Linked DNA regions of Homo sapiens: regions 1 and 2 are each linked to region 3. The links are chromatin loops, found by intact Hi-C in ENCODE. Cell type or tissue: heart left ventricle. All regions are shown on one strand. Each heading gives the region's core, and the rest is flanking DNA. Links, peaks and the distances in the headings are about the cores only. Region 1 overlaps LINC00299 (long intergenic non-protein coding RNA 299). Region 2 overlaps LINC00299 (long intergenic non-protein coding RNA 299). Region 3 overlaps LINC00299 (long intergenic non-protein coding RNA 299).

Region 1 (6,838 bases), core at 803-5,802, 86 kb before region 3:
ACCATTTGACGCAGCCATCCCATTACTGGGTATATACCCAAAGGACTATAAATCATGCTGCTATAAAGACACATGCACACGTATGTTTATTGTGGCACTATTCACAATAGCAAAGACTTGGAACCAACCCAAATGTCCAACAATGATAGACTAGATTAAGAAAATGTGGCACATAAACACCATGGAATACTATGCAGCCATAAAAAAGGTGAGTTCATGTCCTTCGTAGGGACATGGATGAAACTGGAAATCATCATTCCCAGTAAACTATCGCAAGGACAAAAAACCAAACACCGCATGTTCTCACTCATAGATGGGAATTGAACAATGAGAACACATGGACACAGGAAGGGGAACATCACACTCTGGGGACTGTTGTGCGGTGGGGGGAGGGGGGAGGGATAGCATTAGGAGATATACCTAATGCTAAATGACGAGTTAATGGGTGCAGCACATTGACATGGCACATGTATACATATGTAACTAACCTGCACATTGTGTACATGTACCCTAAAACTTAAAGTATAATAATAATAATAAAAAAATAAGAGAAAAAAAAATTTTTACATCAGCATCTCTCAAAGTACAGTTCTTGGAACACTTGTCCTCAAGGTGATCCATGGAGAAAGAGCCTCGGCCAAATGAACTTGGGGATGTCAAGGCTCTTCAGTGCAGTTCTCTGGTTAACTTTTCTCACCCCAACATTTCCCATACTCTGGCTGCAGCATCCTTCTAGCCTGAATATGCATATGTCTGGAAGGTACTTTGAAAAACAAGAAAACAGTGCTCCAGAACAGAGGTCTGCACACCTTTTCTGTAAAGAGCCAGATCGTAAATATTCAGGCTCTGCAGGCCACATAGGGTCTCTGTCTTGTATTCGTTTGTTTGCATTGGTTTGTGCAAAAACAGGCTGAGGTGCAGATTTGGCCACAGGCTGTAGTCATTTGTCGATCCAGCTCTAGAATATTTTCCCCTTGACAACCAGTTGCCAGGCTGCAATTGAGTCACAGTGTCTCCTAACATCGCCGTGGAGCTACCCTTGACAATCGCTCACTCCTGTCCTTTTGGAAGCCTAGCAGCACTTCCTCTGCAATCCCAGGCAAATGCTAAATAATAGTAAGCATTATTCCAGATGCCAAACCGCACCTGGTTTTGGTCACTTGGTGTGCATCGTCAGCACTATTGTGCATGTGCTGTCACGCGAGCTCTCTAAGGGAGCCGCTGGGGAAGGCTGTCCTCAGACCCAGCCATGCAGCTGCAGACGTTTGTGTGCTCCTGTGGGATGGCTAGCAGGCTGGCCGGTCTGAACCGTGGCTGCATCAAACCGATTTTGCAACAACCCTGATGTACAGGGCAGGGAGCCACACGCCAGGGCCACCTGCTCTAAGCAACATCCCTGGCTGTGACCAGCTGCTCCCCCAAGTCCTGGCTGTGGGTTTTTTCCCATAGAGTCATGTCCAGTTAAGGGATATAGAATGAAAAACACCTGGATTCACATACTATTTGTGTGGTCTTGAGCATGTTAATAAACCTCTTTAAACCTTAGTCCCTTGACCCCAAATGTGGTACCACCACCTCCTTTGCTGTGTTGCTGGATGCGGCCGCGAGGCAGGGTGGAAAACGCCCTGGAGGCCCAGGAAGCGCCTCTCACCTCTCCCTTTCCCATGGACAGCCCACTCTTCTCGGGAACAGCTCCCCCTCGCCCAGGATGTGGGGCAGAGTGGGACACGCCCAGCCTGCCTGCTCTTCTGAGACAGCCGCATTGAAAGAGTACAACAAAAAATAATATAAAACAACAAAGAGGAATGTGTGGGGCTGGGGAGGTGTAAGGAGTGATTGAGTTTAGCCCAGGAGCTGGGGAAGATTTCACAGGAGACATCTGAGCTAGAATCCGGGGGTACTCAGATTTGAGCAGTGGGGAATGGAGGAAACAGATTTGGGGCAGACAGAGCAATGGGAGCAGGACATAGCACCCGCCCGCCAGGTTTCCCCCCATGGACACACAGCTGATCCCACTGGAACATCCAAGCCCAGCCTCTCTCATACCCAGGATCCTTTTCCTCAGCCAGACAGTGAAGCCACAGAACAAAGCTCATTTTGCCAAAATGGACCGCCAATGTGTCCACGGCTTGTCTCCCCGTTTAGAACACAGCCCCCGGGGGCGCTCTTCCCCACGGTGCGCAGAATGCTGCCTCTACTCTTGCCTGCATGCTCAGACTTCAAACGGGGCTGTGAAAATAAATCTAATGACAGGTAAAACTGGTTTATCACAGGAAACTCTAGAATTTCACGTCTTAAATAGATCACCCTTCTGCTGAATTCTGCATTTCTGAAATGTAGTAAGAACACTTTCTTCTCTAGCACTCTGCTACACTTATTAAAAATTTTATTTAAACCTCAAGGTACCCTATTTTCCTCATTTACAGTTGAAAAAAAAATCAAGTTTCAGTTAATTCAGTGGCATGTCCAAGGACACACTGCTAGTTGGAGGACGAATGAACGATACCCTAGCAATACCTCAGTGGAGCTTCAAGTTACTATATTGAACACACATCGCTGAGAATCTGAACTCCAAAGCAGCAAGGCAAACCCAAATTCAGACTTTTGTTTTTCTTCTTCCTATAATCTCCTTCATGGTTTGCTGTATTTCTCTGCTGCCTCCCTCCTGCCTCCCGCCAGCTTCAGACACACACACACACACGCACACACACACACACACAGAGGATTCAAAATATTAAAGACACAGCCAATTAAGACGTGGTTTTTTTTTATATGAGGAAGCAAAAGGAAAAGCAAGACGTCCCCCAGCATCTGTTTTCTGCCCCTTATCCAGAGGAATATGCCCATTTGTACTGTGACGCCAAGTGCAGTTCGTTTCCTGCTTTGAAACCTACCAGGGAGAAAACGGCCTTCATGACCTTCAACGAGTGTCATTCCTGGTAATTTCCCTGGAATTTTTGTGTCCTTACAAATTTTTCCTATTACAAAATCTTGTACAGAACTGTGCCATCCTGAGAGTGGATGGGTCCCCACCACCCCACCCACTGGTGTCCTGAATCGCCCTGGCGCCGTCAGCGGCTCTTGGTTTTGTGGACAATCTTCCCCCAGCTTCCTTGCAAGCTCTCTGCAGTACCCACCCAAGGGACTATGCATGAACTGAGGGACAGCGACTTGGGCTCTCTCTCAGACAAGGCTCTCTCTCTGAAAAGGGGGCAGGGCCCCCTCCTTGGTGCCCCCTAGATGGTTATAAATGCCCTTGGCATTTGTTTACCCACACTAGACAGTAACCAACATTCAGATAAATGAAGTTGGCGCCTCCAGGATTTATGACCTCCTCCTGTGCTTTGCATTGTTTAATCAGGAAGTCAACATATTACAGAGTGAAATCCTTTACAAGCATGTGCAAACACAGAGCCACCATTAGCGCTGAGGCAGGCCTTGGGGTGGAATGGACCTCCAGCCTCTCACCATCTCGGAAAGGAATACGCAGCCGGCGTCACTCACTGGCTGGCGAACAGCACCAGGGTTCTTTTTTCCTTTGTATTTACTTTTTTCCTTTTTTAAGATTCTCATTTTGAAGAGGAAAGGTGATGAACAGGAACATATGATGGGGCCCTGTCTCTAGACACTCCCCTCCCAGAGAGCCAGGAATTAGGGAAGGTAAATTAGGGTCAGGAAAGGTGGTGGAGTTTAGTGTGTTTGGACAAGGCTGGGAGCATGTGGGGAATCAGCGTGAGGCATCCCACCTGGAGGAGGAGGCCAGGCTGCAGCCCCCGTGCCATAAGCCCGGCTCCACGAAGTCTAGCCAACATCTGGAATGGATATCAAGAGACACAGGCGGCCCTCACTGGCGCGCCGGTCTACCTTTGTACTTTTCGTTGCAAATTGAAAAGCAAAACAGACATCAAGGATATATTTATAAAACTGTCTTCAAGTTGCATTTTCTACTCCCATCTGCTGCATATGATAAGTTTCAAGTGTTTTCTAATAAAAAAAAAAAAAAAAAGGAGGGTGTGGTGGGGTGGAAGGAAGCCTGGGTGTGCGCGTGTGTGCCTGAACGCATGCTCCTTATTTGGTGTGGAGACTGAGCTTTCTCTGGCTTTGTTGAAAAGGAGAAGTTAAAACATGCAGTCTCTGAAGGCATTACTGTTTTAAAATGTTCTGATCATTTGCATGTCATGCTTATTCAAAAAATTTGCATTGGATCACATTAAAGAAAAGGAGGGTATATTTCTGAAATTCGTAAACTCCTTGCTTTAGTGGAGAAGGTTAGTGGGGGAAAGAAGCACATCTTTTTGTTGTTAAGTTTTTGGAGAAAAGAGAAACGTGGAGGCGTGAGATGGTGGAGTGAGATATTTAGGAAAAAATAATACAGCAAAAGATAGAGGTACATCAGGCAGATCCAAGAAAATTGAGGTTTTCTACATTTAGGTAAAGATGTGAATCCAGATGTGACTTGTTGATCTTCATGAACAAAGCTGGATCCACCACCATCAGCCACATTTAGTGCAGAGTTGGGCAGTTCAGAGACTAGCCATGGCCAAAACTAGACCTTTATTTTTCAGTTAATACAAAATGGGAGGAAAGAACTAGGAGAGAGGGACTCTAAAATTTTTCTTTTACCACTAGGCCATGCTAAAACACGATTAGCAAAGTAATAAATCACGAGCCAACAACCCAGATAATTCAGGATTTATTAAAACAAGTGAAGCCAGGCACGGTGGCTTTGGCTTATAATCTCAGCACATTGTGAGACCAAGGCAGGAGGATTGCTTGAGGCCAGGAGTCCAAGACCAGCCTGGACAAAATAGCAAGACCCCATCTCTACAACTTTTTTTTTAAAATTAGCCAAGCATGGTGCTGCAGCCCATAGTCCCAGCTACTTGGGAGACTGAGGCAGGAAGATCACTTGAGCCAGGAGTTCAAGACGGTCATGAGCTATGATTGTACTACTGCACTGCAGCCTGGGCAACAGAGTGAGATCCTGTCTCAAAAAGAAACAAAAAAAATGAGCCTAAACATCTGGATGTGGATAAGTAAATGTAAGGTGTTCTCCATGTTTCCATTAGCTGAATATCCTTCCAATTTGTCACTTTGAAGATGACAGTCCATCTGGAATATTAGAGGAAAGGCTGGATGCCCCGTTGATCTACTGATTGCTCCTCAACCCGTATTTCTACTGGTGATTTTCTCTATGTCCATATGCAGGTGAGCTTCTACTGATCTGGAAATGCCATGTCCTTCACTGACACACTGGACAAGAAGACCATCAGTCATATGCACTTGACTTCTCAGAAAACATGAGGGCTGCCTCCTGATTGCAGCCAGCAGAAAGTGGTAGAAAGAAGAAGACTTTGAAATGAGACAGACATGAGGTCAAATCTGGGCTCCCCCAGTTACTGCCATGTAACCTTGGACCAGTTACTTAAGCTGTTTAATTCTCATCTGGCAAATGAACCTAATAAGAAGTATCTCCTAGGGTGGGTAGAATTCATGGTTTAACGTTTGTAAAATGTTGAAAGAGCACTTTTAGTAGGACTTAGTTTCGAATACATAATTTTACTGTTCTGTGTTGCTAGTTCAATAAGCACTGTGCACGCCCCTCTCAGCCCCAGCTTACCCATGGCAGACGTCCTAATCCATCCCTGCACACCTTCCCACTGAGTGAGGTCTCAGCCTAAGGACCCTTTTCATCGAAGCCCTCCATACACCCACTACCAAGTGATCCGACTCATCACACCAAGCTAAATCTATTTGTTATCTTGACCCTGCCTGATTCAGACCCTCCTGTTAGCAGACAGGAGGCAGTTAGTGGCATCTGTTGAATGCCTCCTACGTATCTCGTGCCCATGACAAGTGCTTTCCATTTGACTGGGCTACTTTTCTCTTCTATTGGTAAGAGGCGAAAGGCACCTGAATTCCTGAGCTCTTCAACTGAATGCTGTTTCTCGTTGACATTTCTTCAGGTTTATTTCCTTATGTAAGAGCCTTGACTTGGGCATGAAACCTGCTAGCAGGCCTGAAGAAGGCACAGAGACGTGCTAAGAATCTGCATGATCAATGTGAGTCCTCACAGCTAAAGGGACCAAGCCATACACTTCCATGCAAAAAGTATTTAAATTTGGGTACTGAATTATTTTCTAAAGTAATACATGCCTTAGCTAAAAATATATGGCTATATTTCTTTGAGATACAGTGTAGAACTCTACTTCCACATAGAAAAGAAAAATCTACAATCATAAAATATGACTTCACCTTTCCTTTTCTCTGTAAGGTGAAAGCTGGCAGCATTCAGAAGTCTGTGGCTTGACAGGGTGAATGGAAGTCTCAGGTCATTCTGCAGCCCAGTCCCCTGACATCTACCCTCCACAAGCACAGAAGCCGCACAGGCTGGAGAGACTCCTGGCAGACCAGCGTTCATGAGACCCCTCTCTGTCTCTCCACAGAGACTAAACAGAGAAGCCAGCAGACCACTCCAGCAGGAGACCACATTGCACAGTCAGCTCCTTGGGCTTTGTTTATCTAAAGAGAAGGAAGCTGATCAGTAAAGAGGAAGAGCACACACCGAAGCTCCTAGTGCTGGTGATGAATCCAGACCCCACGCAGAAACCGCTGAGTGTGCAATGTGCCTCTGTTTCCTGCTGCATAAGAAGGGATGATGATAGTACTGACTTCATGGATTTGTTGGGAGAATTTAAGGAGATGAAACCTGCGAGGCACCTAGGACAGCACCTGACACTTAGGTTTACTCCAGTAATATGGGCGCACCTTACAACTATGGCCTTCGCCATTCCAGGGGCCTGCATCAGGAGCCACACTCCAGCACCCACCCCCACAG
Region 2 (6,838 bases), core at 944-5,943, 68 kb before region 3:
TCACCGTATGGTTAACAAACCTAGGTTTGAATCCTACCTCTGTCACTTATTAAGTCAATATTCTTGGACAAGTTCTTTACTCTCTCCAAGTTTGGTTCCATCCCTACAATGGGGCTGATCAGAGCACTGACCTGGGATGGTCACCGTGGGGACTCAGGAATGATGCACGTGTGGAATGCAGCCCAGCACCTGGCATGGGGCATACACAGCAGATGACAAACACCATTCCAAAAGACAATTACTGCTTCATCATTAACGTCTCCTCACCAAAACCTTTTCTAGGAAACATGCCTAACCAAGGCAAGCTCCTCCTTCTGAGTTTATATATACCTGGCCGGGCATGGTGACACACACCTGTAATCCCAGCACTTTGAGAGGCAGAGGCAGGCAGATCACTTGAGGTCAGGAGTTCGGGACCAGCCTGGCCAACATGGCAAAACCCCATCTCTACTAAAAACACAAAAATTAACCAGGTATGCTGGCACATGCCTGTAATCTCAGCTACTTGGGTGGCTGAGGTGAAGAATCACTCACACCTGGGAGGTGGAGGTTGCAGTGAGCCGAGATTTTGCCACTGCACTTCAGCCTGGGTGGCAGCAGAAAGAGACTCTGTCAAAAAAAAAATAGTCTATATATACCTGTGGGCTGCAGAAGAGTCAGGAATCCCAAAGGCTGGCTCCAGTGGGAACCTGTCTAGCTGGACCTTCCTTGCTCACCCCATGCCCGGTGTTCAGCAGCCCACTTTGCCCCAGGACACCACCCCTGAGTGAAGCCCTCCACATGCTGTCTCCGTACAGTGCTCAGTCACCTGTGGAGATCCATTCTTTCCATATGAAAGTGTGGCCCAGCTGGAGTCTCCACCGTGGTGTCTGTGGGACTGTGTCAAATCTGGTTACCACTGCCCTCGTTCTGCTAGAGACAACTATACCTTAATCACCCCGTGTTTGTTCCAGGAGGAAAATCCTGGAACTGATCTTCTATGGGGTACTAACTTTTCTCAGTCTTCTGTAGGAGATTAAGTGATTCTGTCTTCTGAGCTCTGACATCATTTCAAATGTATGAACATTGGCCTGAAGCTTAATAAATTTCAGCCATCGTATATTCTTAGCTTTTGCTTGGGCTGGCGTTCCTCTGCTTAACAAAAAACAGTCATGAGCCAGATGAAAGCAATTTTCCCACATGGCACCTTCATCTTATTTTCCAGTCTCTGAGTAAAAGACCGCACCTCTCACCTTGCAGCTATCACAGAACATGGGAACATTGCCGTCTGCATGCCTCTCACAGGAAATCATGCACATTCCCCAAATTCCCCACAGGACCCAGGGCCTCCCTGCTCCTGCCCCACACTGTGCAGAGCACATCCGTGCGGAGGTGTGGAAGACTAGCCAGGCCAGAGACCAGCAAAGGTGGCTGTGTGGCTAGGGGCTGGCCTCCCTCAACACTGGACGAATTGACGTTGAGCACGTACTAAGTCTAAGGAAATCCAGCTGCATGCTGGATTTATAGCTGTGTACAAGACAAGTATCAGCCCTCCTGGTCTTACTTTTTGGGGAATGCACAATTAATCACTTACATCGCAATTGTGACACTTGCTACAAAGGAGAAGGGCAGGCTGTGAGCAAACGCAAAACAGGGGGACTGGATGTAGTCAGGAGGTCGTTAAACGCTGCCCTAGAAAGTGAAATTTTTAGTTGAAATCTAAAGAGTGATTAAGATTGAGTTTGGTGGAAAAGAATCCAGAGAACTTTATAGGCTGAGTTGAAAAAGATGTGGGGCAGGCCAGAGGCAGTGGAAGCCCACTGTAGTCCAGAAACTGAAAAAAGTGCCCAGTGGCCGAGATACGCAAAGCAGGGAGGAGAGAGGCTCAGGCTGGGGCGCCGGGCAAAAGCCAGCACTGGCAAGGCCCTGCAGAACACATGCATAAGTTTCAATTTTATCCTGTAAGACAAGGGAAGCCACTGAAGTTTAGGCAAAGGGGTGAAAAGAGCAGGTATCTCTTCTAAAAGGCTATTTTGCCCTATGGAAAAGAGAGTTGTGGGAGGCAGAAGCAGATGAGATTCAAACAAAACCTTATCCACCCACGTTCATAGCAGTCCTACTCACAACAGCCAGAAGGTGGGAAAAACCCAAATGTTCATCAATCCATGAATGGACAAACAAAATGTGGCATATCCATGCAATGGAATATTACTCAGACATAAAAAGAAATACAGCACTAATACATGCTGCATGAACCTTGAGACTATTATGTTCAATGAAAGAAGCCAGATATGAAAGCCCACATATCATATCACTCCATTTACATGCCACACCCGGAACAGGCAAATCCACAGACAGAAAGCCGATTTGTGATTGCCAGAGGCCGAGGAGACAGAAGAATGGTGAGTGGTGACTTAATGAGTATGGGCTTGAAATATAGGATGATGAAAATTCGGAAACTAGAGAACGGTGATGGTTATACAACACTGTGAGTGCGCTTAAGGCATCACTGAACTCTACACTTCAACACAGTTAAAACAGTAACCTTGGCCGGGCGCAGTGGCTCATGCCTGTAATCCCAGCACTTTGGGAGGCCGAGGCAGGCAGATCATGAGGTCAGGAGATTGAGACCATCCTGGCTAACACGGTGAAACCCTGTCTCTACTGAAAATACAAAAAAAATTAGCCAGGCATGGTGGTGGGTGCCTGTAGTCCCAGCTACTTGGGAGGCTGAGGCAGGAGAATGGCCTGAACCCAGGAGGTGGAGGATGCAGTAAGCCAAGATCACGCCACTGCACTCCAGGCTGGGCAACAGAGCGAGAATCCAACTTAAAACAAAACAAAACAAAACAAAACAAAACGGTAATCTTTACGTTATGTATATTTTACTGCAATAAGAAAAAAGAGCGAATAAGAAAAGAGCAATGAGAAGGTTATTGTAGTGATATAGGCAAAAGTTGAATGCAGCTAAGCTGAGGATGTTAGCAGGGGTAGTCTTAACCACTGGGAGATGGACCAGGTATCAACTTGGAAGGCTGGGTTTTTGTCAAGTTGCGGCTACAACATACAATAGCAGGAAGCCCAGGAAGCTGGACAGCCAGCCTCAGAAGGTCAGCAACAGGAGGAGAGCAGGTTTCCTGTCAGGACAGGAAACTCAGGCAAGTGCAGAATGCAGAGGGGCTGAGTGGAATCCTGGCCAAAGCAAGGGGCCAAGCTGTGCAATCTCAGATGATGCTTGCTATGTCAGAATGCATCCTCATATCACCAGATCTCCTGAGAAGCTCAAAATAAAGATTTTTATATGAAATTTCCCAACCATTAAAGGTAGCAACTCATTCAAAAACTTTGAAACATGTGTAGACCATATAAAACATATCTTACTGGGACTGCCAGTTTGCAAGCTGTAACTTAACACACTCTTAAACATGGCATCAAACCAGGCTGCTGACCTCCAAGAAGTTTACCATTTAATTTGGCAGATAAGCAATTTATCTAAAATAAGAAGATACATGGCAAACAAGGCCATAGGGATCAGTGTCAGATGAGTGGGTCGAGCCTGTGCTTTGTATGCTACATGCCAAGGGAGGAGAGACTAGAGAGTTGACAAAGGATCAAGGACAGCAGAAGCTTCCCAGAGAGAGAGAGAGATGGTGTAAGTCAAAGGAGCAAGCACACCCATGCAAACACAGACACAGAAACCTGGGTTGCATACAAGGAGGGGCGTATACAAGGAGAGAACCAAGGCAGAAACTCTCATGCAAGGCATGAGACAGAGACCCAGGGTCTGGGATGGGCATACAAGGATTGACCCCAAGGAACAAGGCAAGAAATGAGTGACTGAAACCAGGTCAGAGTAGCCGGGGCAGCCCAAGGATGAACCCCTCTCTTCTGCTTGCCCCGTCTTCACCCCACGGGTGCGGGAGGGGATCCTGCCCTAGGGTTCCGAGAATCATCAAACACAAGACACATGACCCAGGAAAGATGAGGCATACAGTTGTTTACTGGCCATGTTTACTCACTGCCTGGGGAGGAGGACACTGCAGGCCATACAGGGCCGGCATTTGGGAGCCCAGTGAGCAACCAGAGGAAGCGGGAGGCAGGCTTTATAGTACCAAGAGTGTGGGGTCCCCCTGGTCCTCAGGGGAGGGTGAGATCGGCTTGTTTGAATGATGTGGTGAGCTAGCAGGAAGTGAAACCTGTTAGGCTGAGGATGGGGTGAGTGCAGCCAGTCCATCCGATACTGCCTCTAGCTGGGTTGGGAGGCCCTCCCATCCATTGGGAGAGTTTCTGGCAAAAGCAGGGGAAGTCAGAGCTAGGACTTTGGGGTCCTCTGAGGTTCAAATATGTCAGGGCAGCACTAAGACATTTAGGCCTTACAGTACACCCTCTCAGAACCATCTTCTCAAGCACAGTGAGACAATGTCACTCCCTGATTAAGACGTCCACTCCCTTTGCAGGTGGAAATCAAGCTCCTTAGAAAAGCACTGTGCAGTTACGCCGCTTGTCCACTCCTGCTCCAACATGCCCCAGGCTCTGTGTCCACACTGCAACCTCTCTGATCCTCCCCGGTCTAGGTCAGGCCTGGCGTGTCCCAGAGGCACAGCAGTGAGAAAGCCAGGGACACCTATTCTCTGGCCTCCCTTGCTCCCTACCATCCCCACATCTGGACATCCCGGTGAGCCGTGTTGGTGTCATTGTTGTAAGAGTTGCCCGTCTGTGAATACTGCACTTCAATGTTTACGGAATCCACTCACAATATATTACTGCATTTCTTCTACTCAGCAATCCTTAAAGTGGATATTATTAACTCCATCTCACAGATGAGAAAATTGGGTTCAGAGAGGTTAATTAATTTGCTTAAGATCCAACTGTGAACAAATATCAGACCAAAATTTGAAATGCAAGTCTTTGGCCTGAAAGTCCAATATTGTTTCCCTAATACCACCACTTCCATTCTAGAAAAATAGCTCTCCACATCTCCATCCTCTTCCCAATAAAATCTCCCTTCAGTCAGAGGGACAAAGTGCTCCAAAATATATTCATGAAAAGCAGTCCTTCCAGCTCTTAACAAATCATCTAGCATTTGGCCATACATTCCATTAGGTCCTTAATTGGAAAATGTCACAGACTGTTCCCCAATTATTTCTTTTGTAAGGTCTCCAAGCTAGAAGCAAATCTTCTTGAGTTCAGGGACTACATTATAAGATATTGCATATATATATATATATATATATATATATATATATATGCACAAATATGTGTAGAAGTGTGTGTGTCCTGGTCCCTTTAATCCCCTAAATATGTGTCCTGTTGATAAACACATTGTAGGCCTGTGATAAATGCTTGTTGCAGTGAAAATAAAATTCATCTGAGTTCACTTAAATTTCACAAATAACACTTCTACAGGCCATTTAACGCTTTGGGGAGAGCCAAACCTCGTAACTCCAAAATGAATGAGTGTCTATAAGCTAGTAGCCATCCTCAGGAAAGGAAAGGTTCGCTTAGGGAAATGACTCACCCCCAACCTGGGTGATGAACTGAGATCAACTGAGTTCCTGTGGAACATGAGTGCACACTGAATGGAAGTCAATTGCAGTTCGTTTTCAAACGTCGTATCAACTGCTCCAACTCCCGTTTTCATAGAAGACAAAGGGGAAGTAAGGTCTGTTAGGAGCCAGGGTTGCTGAACCATTCATCCCTTCCACCCTAACATCTTGTCTCTGGGGACTCACAGGGATGAGCTAGAGTATTTGTCCATGTGGGCCAAGGAGAGATTGGTTATCAAAGCTGGACATGCCCTATCCAGCCCACACCACCATGGCTGGTATCATGAAGGGGGCCACAGTTGGAGTTGGAGGAGGAGAGAGGTATGTGAAAGCAAGCAAGCAATGTAAGACAAAATTAAAGGAAAGGGATTTAGGAAGCCACAAATGAGTTCCCAGATAAGTAGCTGTAGGTGGAGGTAAGTAGACGAGTTGCCAAGAGCCTTGATGAAGTTCACACACACCAGTGCTCTTCTTGTCCTGCACTTGGCGGGTCGTTCATCATGAAGGTCACACCACTGATTGTGTCATGCAAACAGGAACAGATGCACACATTGGGGTTTTCAAGTCTATCCCAAAAATCAACAGACTGCAAGGCACCAAGCGAGTCATATCGGTTCTGTGACTCAGTTCCTCAGCTTTACAGTGGAAACAATGACTATATCACAGGAGTCTTGTAAGACTGAAACAAAATGATACACGTAACAGTGCTCAGAATACTAGTTGAATGAGAATGTGATATGGTTTGGCTATGTCCCCACCCAAATCTCACCTCAAATTGTAATAATCCCCATATGTCAAGGGTGGGGCCAGCTGGAGATAATTGAATCATGGTGACGGTTTCTCCCATTCTGTTCTCATGGTAATGAATAAGTCTCACAAGATCTGATGGTTTTATAAAGGCGAGTTCCCCTGCACAGTTCTCTCTTGCCTATCACCATGTATGATATCTCTTTGCTCTTCCTTAGTCTTCTGCCATGATTGTGAGGCCTCCCCAGACATGCTGAACTGTGAGTCCATTAAACCTCTTTCCTTTATAGATTGCCCAGTCTCAGGTGTGTCTTTATTAGGAGCTTGAGAACAGACTAATACAGTATGTGTGGATGTGGCTGAAAGAGGTGTGTTTATTGAATGAAAATAATAATAATCCACATTTTTGAACACCTGACTAGGTGTTTGGCTTACCTAAAGAGCTTTACACGTATTCTCTACTTCCCCCTTCACAAAATAAATCTATGAGGAAGGAAATTTTATTATCCCCATTTTATAGATGAGAAATTTAGAGAAATTTCCTTGTAGAGAAATTTAGTAACATG
Region 3 (6,838 bases), core at 579-5,578:
ACTTTCTAACAGTGCTGGGTAGATGGAGGTGTGCTGTCACAGCCTCAACACAGACAGACACAAACCATATACTCCTTGCCTGCGAACTACCCAGCTTGTTCCAATGGCTTACATTCTTTGGCCGTGTGTGATGTGGTCACAGTCACATGCCCTAGTGGGTCCCATGCGTCCTCATGGGTGGAGAGCAATGTCTGAAGCACACTCACACCAGCTGTGGGGAGCGTGCACTCTTCTCAAAGACTCACACGAAGGCTTCACACTAAAGAGGAACATGCTGTCAGAACAGCCACCACCATTCCCTGAGTGTTCTGTGCCTCTAGAAGGATGCAGACTCCGCTTGAATTGGCAGTCTCTCCAAGTCGTGAGGAATATCCATCCAGCCATGTGCCACGTGCTGAATTCATTTTTGTCCATGGAACAGCTGAGCCTCTTCAAGTTCCAGGAAGCAGTTAGTGGAGGGTTTCTCCCTCCAGCCCCTGCCCCCACTTCTATTTTAATGATAGGCATGGACAGAAGGAAGGCAAATTGACAAAGCCACCCCTTTGTCAAGGGAGAGAATAGCCACAATAACGTCCCTTTGCAAACTGCCTTGGTCTCCTGGCGTTAATGAATCTCATTAGGATGTGCAGGTGTGTGACCTCTGACTCCCAAGATTTTGATGAGTAGAACTCTTAGGGAGGCTATTTCATTTAGTGAAAGTGGATGCCCTAATCATTAATGTTATCCTGCCTTTTTGTTAGAATCAGAGTTCAGGAAAAGCAGCAAATCTAATGGGTGTTGTCTCTCATTATGCTGGCTTGGCTCGGCCTGGGTCAAGCGTCTGCACCCCACCACTCCCAAAGCAAGAGCTGTATAGATCAGTTCTCTCAAAATGATTTGTTCTATTAGCTAAAATTGAAACAATCAAGCTGAATGGGGTGGGGCAAATTATAATAGCCATATTTCTGAGATAAAACTATAAGATCACTAGGTCAAAATTGCCTGCAAGAGAGAGGGAACGTGAAAATCCAGTTCTGGCAAACATTCCTGGCACCCGTTTCTAGCTGCACCACTAGTTTTAGAGAGGAGCACAGATGCCAGGCGTGGTGGTTCACACCTGTAATCCAAGCACTTTGGGGGACTGAGGTGGGAGGATCGATTGAGGCCAAGAGTTCAAAACCAGTCTGGGCAACAAAGTGAGATCCTCTCTCAAAAAAAAAAAAAAAAAAATTCAACACAACGATTCTATACAACACACATTCTCTGTCCTTCTCATTTAGTGCTTGTCATTTACTCTCTTGACTTGCTAACCACCCTTCCTGAGTGTGTGTCCTTCCCATGAGAATAAGATCTAGCTTTTCTATCTGTGCTTCTGTATGCACCAAAATTACATGTGCATTGATCTTCTACATTAAATCTAAATGTGGATGAACACAAAGAACAAAATAATAAGTAGCACGGCTTCAGGGAAAGAGCACAGGCTTTGGAATCTGAAGACATGCAACAACTCACTGTATTTGCTACTCTGTGTGAAATTCAGATTCCTCATCTTTAAAATGGGATAATCATCCATATCTTGCAGGATTGTCGAGATTATTAGAGGTCACGAGTGTGTCACATGAAATGGTAGCTGTGACTATTACACTATTTTCCTCACTAGAAATAAAGCTTCTTTTCCTCAGGTAAAACTTTGCATCACGTATACAGCACAACTGTTTTTTTAATTTTTTTAAGTTTCTTGTTTATTATATAATAATTATTAAAACATTAAATAAAGACTTCATAAAATCCCTCTTCATCAGGATGCTGTGGGATGTGGTTACAGAAAGAAGTCTCCACCCTCTCGGAAGTTAGACTCTAATTGCAGAACCCAGACTAGCACATTACAGAAGCCCAAAAGCCAACGGTACCAACCTCTGCACCTTGCCCGATAACTGCTGGTCTCTTGAGTCGAATAAAGATAAGGACGGGAGGGTGTGGTGAGTGGTGGCAACTAGGAGAATGTGGGGTTTATTCTGTGGACTCCATCATCCAGGGCCCTAGATGACCTGGGTTTGTGAGCTGTGTGGGTGGACCGAGTCCGTAAATGAAGGAGAGAATGAAGGCAGGTGCTCAGTGGGCCCCAAGGGGCACGCAGGTGGTCCTTGAACAGCAATAGCAGGAGTATCGTTTTCAAGAAAGAAGGGTTTTAGATTTTGTAATGGGTATTTTGCCTGTTTGTCTGTTTGTTTGTTTATTTTTCCTGGGGCTAGTGGTGGGGATTATTTTACTTATTTCAGCCCCAAGAACCACACGGGGGACTCTTCCCGGTCAGCTCAGCTTGTTCAAAAAACTGTCTCCCAGGAAGGAAGTTGCCCATGAGCCTATTCCATGTCCCTCCTCCTGGCACGGAATGCTGGCAGCAACCATGACGAGGCCCTGAGCTGGTGTTGTGAACTCTAGGGATGAGTAATGGTGCCATCAAGGTGGGATTGCCCTGGCACTGTGCCTTGCCCAGCACAGGACCAGGAGGCCGGAAACCCGGTTCTGGTTCCAGCCCTGCCATCCACCACCATACCCAAGCTCCAGAACTGCCCTGGACCGGGCCATTTCTAACCCTCACAGAAGGCCCACACCACTCTTTGGAACATATGTGACGTGATGCCCACACACTTGGGTCTGAAATAAGGGAAGAAACGGCAACCACAGCTCTGATGTCTGCCTTCTCCCGTTAGCCTCTGGGGGAATCCCGACATCTCAGAGCAGGAAGGTCCTTTAGAGGCTCTGCAGATGAGGAGCTGCACCCGCTGGCCGGCCGCTCTGTGCCCAGTGGACAGGACAGTGGGCAGAGGAGGCGCCGTGCCAGGAGGCACAGCCGCTCCAGCAGGCTCCCGTGAAGTCATCGATGTTATATTTAACCTCATCACAGTTGGGCCAGCAGCCGGTGCACCAGACATAACTGGCTCCAGGACGTTCCCCACATAACTGAGCACAGTTCACAGGCTGGTTTAGGTCACCGTCTGGAGGCGCCAGAAAGAAGGCATCCTGGCACTGCAGAAACAGACAGCAGCCCATCCGTGTAGGAATAGATCCATTTAGGGAGCTGTGGCCGGGCACTGTACACCCAAGAATTCCATGAAGTAAAAAAAACTAAGGCTACAAAAAGAAGTTTCTCACAGTCTTCTTGTTAATAAGCAAAAGAACCCAAATGTGCACTCGGTTCTGTCACACTAATGCCAAGGGGCGATTTGCTTTGCTGTGTTTCATTCATTCACCCCAACTGTTTCATGGGCTGCTGTTGCCCTTAAATCCATTTTGGGATTCAGTACCCATAAGCTGCCAGAATTACAGTTCCTTCAAGGTGCTGTTTATACCCAGTCTACCTAAACAGGTTCTGTTCAGCTGAGCTTGTTTGGCCCGTGTGCCCTGACTATCTAATTGGCATTTGCCACATCAGAAGTGTGGGAAGTGCTCAGTGGAGGTGAGTGCAGAGCAGTGGCATTTATTTATCCCAACTTGGAGGTGCAGAGAAGAGCTCCTGGCTACAGAGGATGGACCAGGCTTTGGGATTAAGATTGAAACAGAGAGCAGGCATGGTGGCTTACGCTTTGGGAGGCCAAGGTGGGAGGATCGCTCAAGGCCAGGAGTTTGAGACCAGCCTGGGCAACATAAAAAGACCCTGTCTGTACCCCCCCCCCAAGAAAAGTTGCCAAGTTTACTGCTACACACCTGAGGTTGCAGCTACTCTAGAGGCTGAGACAGGAGGATTCCTTAAGCCCATGGAAGTCAAGGCTGCAATGAGCTATGATCATGTCACTGCACTCCAGCCTGGAAGAGAGCAAGACCCTGTCTCTAAAAACAAAATAAAACTAAAATTAAAAAAAAAACAAAAACAAAAAAAACAAACAAAAAAAATTGAAACAGAATGAGCAGGAGAGAGGGACTTTGGGCAGAGAGGAGAGCATGACTGGAGGGGGCTGGAGGGGCGAAGGGCCTGTAGTACTGCCATGCTGCTCAACCTCTTTGCAGTTCAACAGGAGAGCCCAGGCCCCAAGCCCTTCACCCCATGAACCAACCCAAGAAGAGCAAGCAAGTCAGGGCCCCATGGGGTCCCTTGCCCTCTGTGCACAGCCCACACTGTGCCCCTCCTGGACTCTCACCTTCTGGTCTCTCCTCCATTGCTGTTCAGATTCTGCTATTCATCAAAGACCAATTCCTGCGCTGCCTCTTCCCTGAGAAGCTCCCAGCTTCCCAGCAGTTGGAATCCATTTCCCACTGCGCTATGCGGGCCCTTTTAGCTCCCTGAGGGAAAAGGCACCTGGCTCAGCACTGTGGCTCCAGAAGCACCTTCCCACCTGGTCCCTGAGGCACAACAGATAATGCAGGAAAGTCCGCAGGAGTACCTGAACTAAACTCCAGGGCCGATGGAAGCAGCCAGTGACCGATGTGCAGGAAGGACAGGTTAGAATGTTTCACTGAGACATGAGGATTTGGCCTCATAGGAGAGGAGAGTGTGTCTAACAAAGCCTAGTGCCAAGTGGGAGGCAATATGGGGCAATGTGAGTGGCAATGTCCTTGGGAGTAGGACAGACCTGAGTGACTGCATCGTCCACCCCTATCTAGCTACAGAGGATTCTGGGAGGGCTAAATGGATAGTGTGTAAGAAAGGCATTCAGTACATTCTAAAGCACTCTGTAAATGTGAGCTAAAAGCCTGACAAACGTGAGCTGTAGAATCACTATTTCTCCTTTCCGTGTGGCTTCAGGTCATTGAGGTCTGAAGCTACAGATGGTTTTCTGAATCTGCACTCAGAGTTGGCTCATTAGAGGCCAAACAATGACTTAAGGGCTGGCCCTTCATGGGGGCAGTGGAAGGAGCTGGCCCTGGCAGGTAGTGCCCAGGGCTGCCTGGAGCCTCGTCCACGCGCCCTGTGCCTCCATCTCCCCGTCTCTCGTGAAGGCCTGGCCTGAGAGTTCACGGACCATCTCCAGATTACCAATCCCCTGTTCTACAACCTCCAGGATGAGAATCCCAGGGTCTCAGGGCTGCCACAAATACACAGGCCAGTGACACTGATGGCTTCTTTCTTTTCTCACTGCTCCTCTAGTTTCACAAGTTCTGTCCAACTGTCCCAAGAACAATGATTACCGACCATGTTTGTTTGTCCTGGCTGCCATAACAAAATACCACAAATGGGTGGCTTCAACAATAGAAATTTATTTTGCCACCATTCTGAAGGCTGGAAGTCCCTGATCAGGTTTGGTTTCTGGTGAGGTCTGACACCTTGTCTTATAGACAGCCACCTTCTCCCTGTGGCCCCACATGGCCTTTCCCCTGTGCATGCATGGAAAGAGAACCCCGGCGTCTCTTCTTCTTATGAGAACACCAGTCCTGGAGGATGAAGGTCCTACCCCTAACTCTTCATTTAACCTTTATTACCTCCTACAGGCCCTATCTCCAAACACAGCCATGTTGGGGGCTGGGACTTCAATGTATAAATTGCAAGGGACGCATCTAGGTCCACAGTAGTGACCAGACGCCAGCTCTCGTTTCCTCCATGCACAGCCATCAAAGCACACCAATGAGTCCTTCTTTCCTACCCTAGTGCACAATTCCACGTAGCAATGACCGTGGCTAGGCCCCTTTCTACAAATGCTGCAAAAGAAATCCAGGTGCGCTTCAGCAGTCTTTTCAGAAGACAGGAGTTGTGAGCTCAGGCTCCCTGCACAGGGTTTAAATAAAAAAGTACTAAATCAAGATGGGTGTTATCAAACAAACTCCATGTTCTCACCAGGAAACCTCCCTGGTGGGGAATTGAATAGAGGAAACTGCTTGTGTTCAAGCTGAGCCTCTGAATCACAGGGCCGTTATCACACCCACTAAAATCCCTATTGTGCTTTGGACAAGAATCGGGGACATGCACAGCAGGGGCCTGGAAGGATTCCACTGGGATACTTTACCAGGCCCCAAGGGCCTCCCTGTCCGCCTCCCTTTGAAACACTATTAGGAGACTGGGGCATTTCCAAATGTGACCGACCCATGTTTTCAATCATGTTAATCACATTAAATCCACAAACACAAACTCCACCTCCCTCTGTGTGCCAGGCTCTGAGCTAGACTCTGGGGAGCCCTCGAAAAGCCCTGAAGGCTTCTTGGAGGGAGAAGAAACTCACCAGAGCTGAGACTTTTTAAAGCATCAAACCACATGAGCGTTGTGTCAAAGGGGACTTCCAACTAAGAAAAGCTGATATGAAGGGAAGACCAGAGGGAGGGACCAGCAGGGACGGCACCAGAAGGATGATGGAGCTGAACCCACAATGAGGGAAACTGCACAGCGAGAGGGAAGAAAATGCCCCAAAACAGACCTGGCAGCCACATCCTCAGCAGGCTGGAAGAGACAGAACTGTGAAAAGTGTGTTCGTCCCACTGGTGGCAATTTGACCTCCTTCACGTGTTGCCAGCACCTTGGAGCCTGAGGAGCTGAGAAAATTGCCCATTTTCTGATCTCAACGCACACGTAAGGTTTGGTAGGTACTGCGGCAGCCTGGGTGGGGGTGGGAAACACAGCCGGCGCAGGCGCAGTGAGCATCCGCCCTGGGACCTGGCACCCGCCACGTTCCGTTCTCTGGGCCTCAGTTTCTTCACTTGTGAGATGGGGAATGATACCAGCAGTCCCTCCTACTTGCTGGGGTCCTTGCAAGAATCAGATGAGAAAATGGATGTAACAGAGGGGTAGGACCTCAGGTGCTCTGTGGCAACAGGGCTGGCACCACTCAGCACAGAAACAGCAGCGGAAGAAACAGAGCAGCAACGTGCACCTGTCCATCAAAGCCCCAGCTCTGCAGCCGGAGAGACCCCCTGCATTCTTACCTCAGCTCAC

Evidence for each region. Hi-C counts contacts between places; a loop is a spot of excess contacts. Peaks named below come from ENCODE experiments on the same cell type or tissue, not always from the same donor. Only the 100,000 strongest peaks of a DNase experiment are listed, where the experiment ranks them.
Region 1: a loop joins it to region 3, with 2.5 times the contacts of the local background. A loop is called at or near these places in 7 of 110 quality-filtered maps.
Region 2: a loop joins it to region 3, with 2.4 times the contacts of the local background. A loop is called at or near these places in 3 of 110 quality-filtered maps.

The regions. Positions count from the first base shown.
Region 1 is chr2:8,131,413-8,138,250 of GRCh38, forward strand. The region is part of intron 7 of LINC00299 (long intergenic non-protein coding RNA 299); the gene reads right to left. Among named protein-coding and RNA genes, the nearest start is that of LINC00298, 160 kb to the left of the region's middle. In heart left ventricle, for the core only: no CTCF peak of the experiment used is centred there; DNase peaks (open chromatin) are centred at 1,259, 3,075 and 3,819; H3K27ac peaks cover 3,588 bases.
Region 2 is chr2:8,149,003-8,155,840 of GRCh38, forward strand. All of the region lies in intron 7 of LINC00299 (long intergenic non-protein coding RNA 299), which reads right to left. Among named protein-coding and RNA genes, the nearest start is that of LINC00298, 180 kb to the left of the region's middle. RefSeq lists enhancers at 862-1,362, 1,363-1,863, 4,271-4,320. In heart left ventricle, for the core only: no CTCF peak of the experiment used is centred there; no DNase peak of the experiment used is centred there; H3K27ac peaks cover 314 bases.
Region 3 is chr2:8,217,353-8,224,190 of GRCh38, forward strand. The region is part of intron 7 of LINC00299 (long intergenic non-protein coding RNA 299); the gene reads right to left. Among named protein-coding and RNA genes, the nearest start is that of LINC00299, 110 kb to the right of the region's middle. In heart left ventricle, for the core only: a CTCF peak has its summit at 2,983; a DNase peak (open chromatin) is centred at 2,839; H3K27ac peaks cover 960 bases.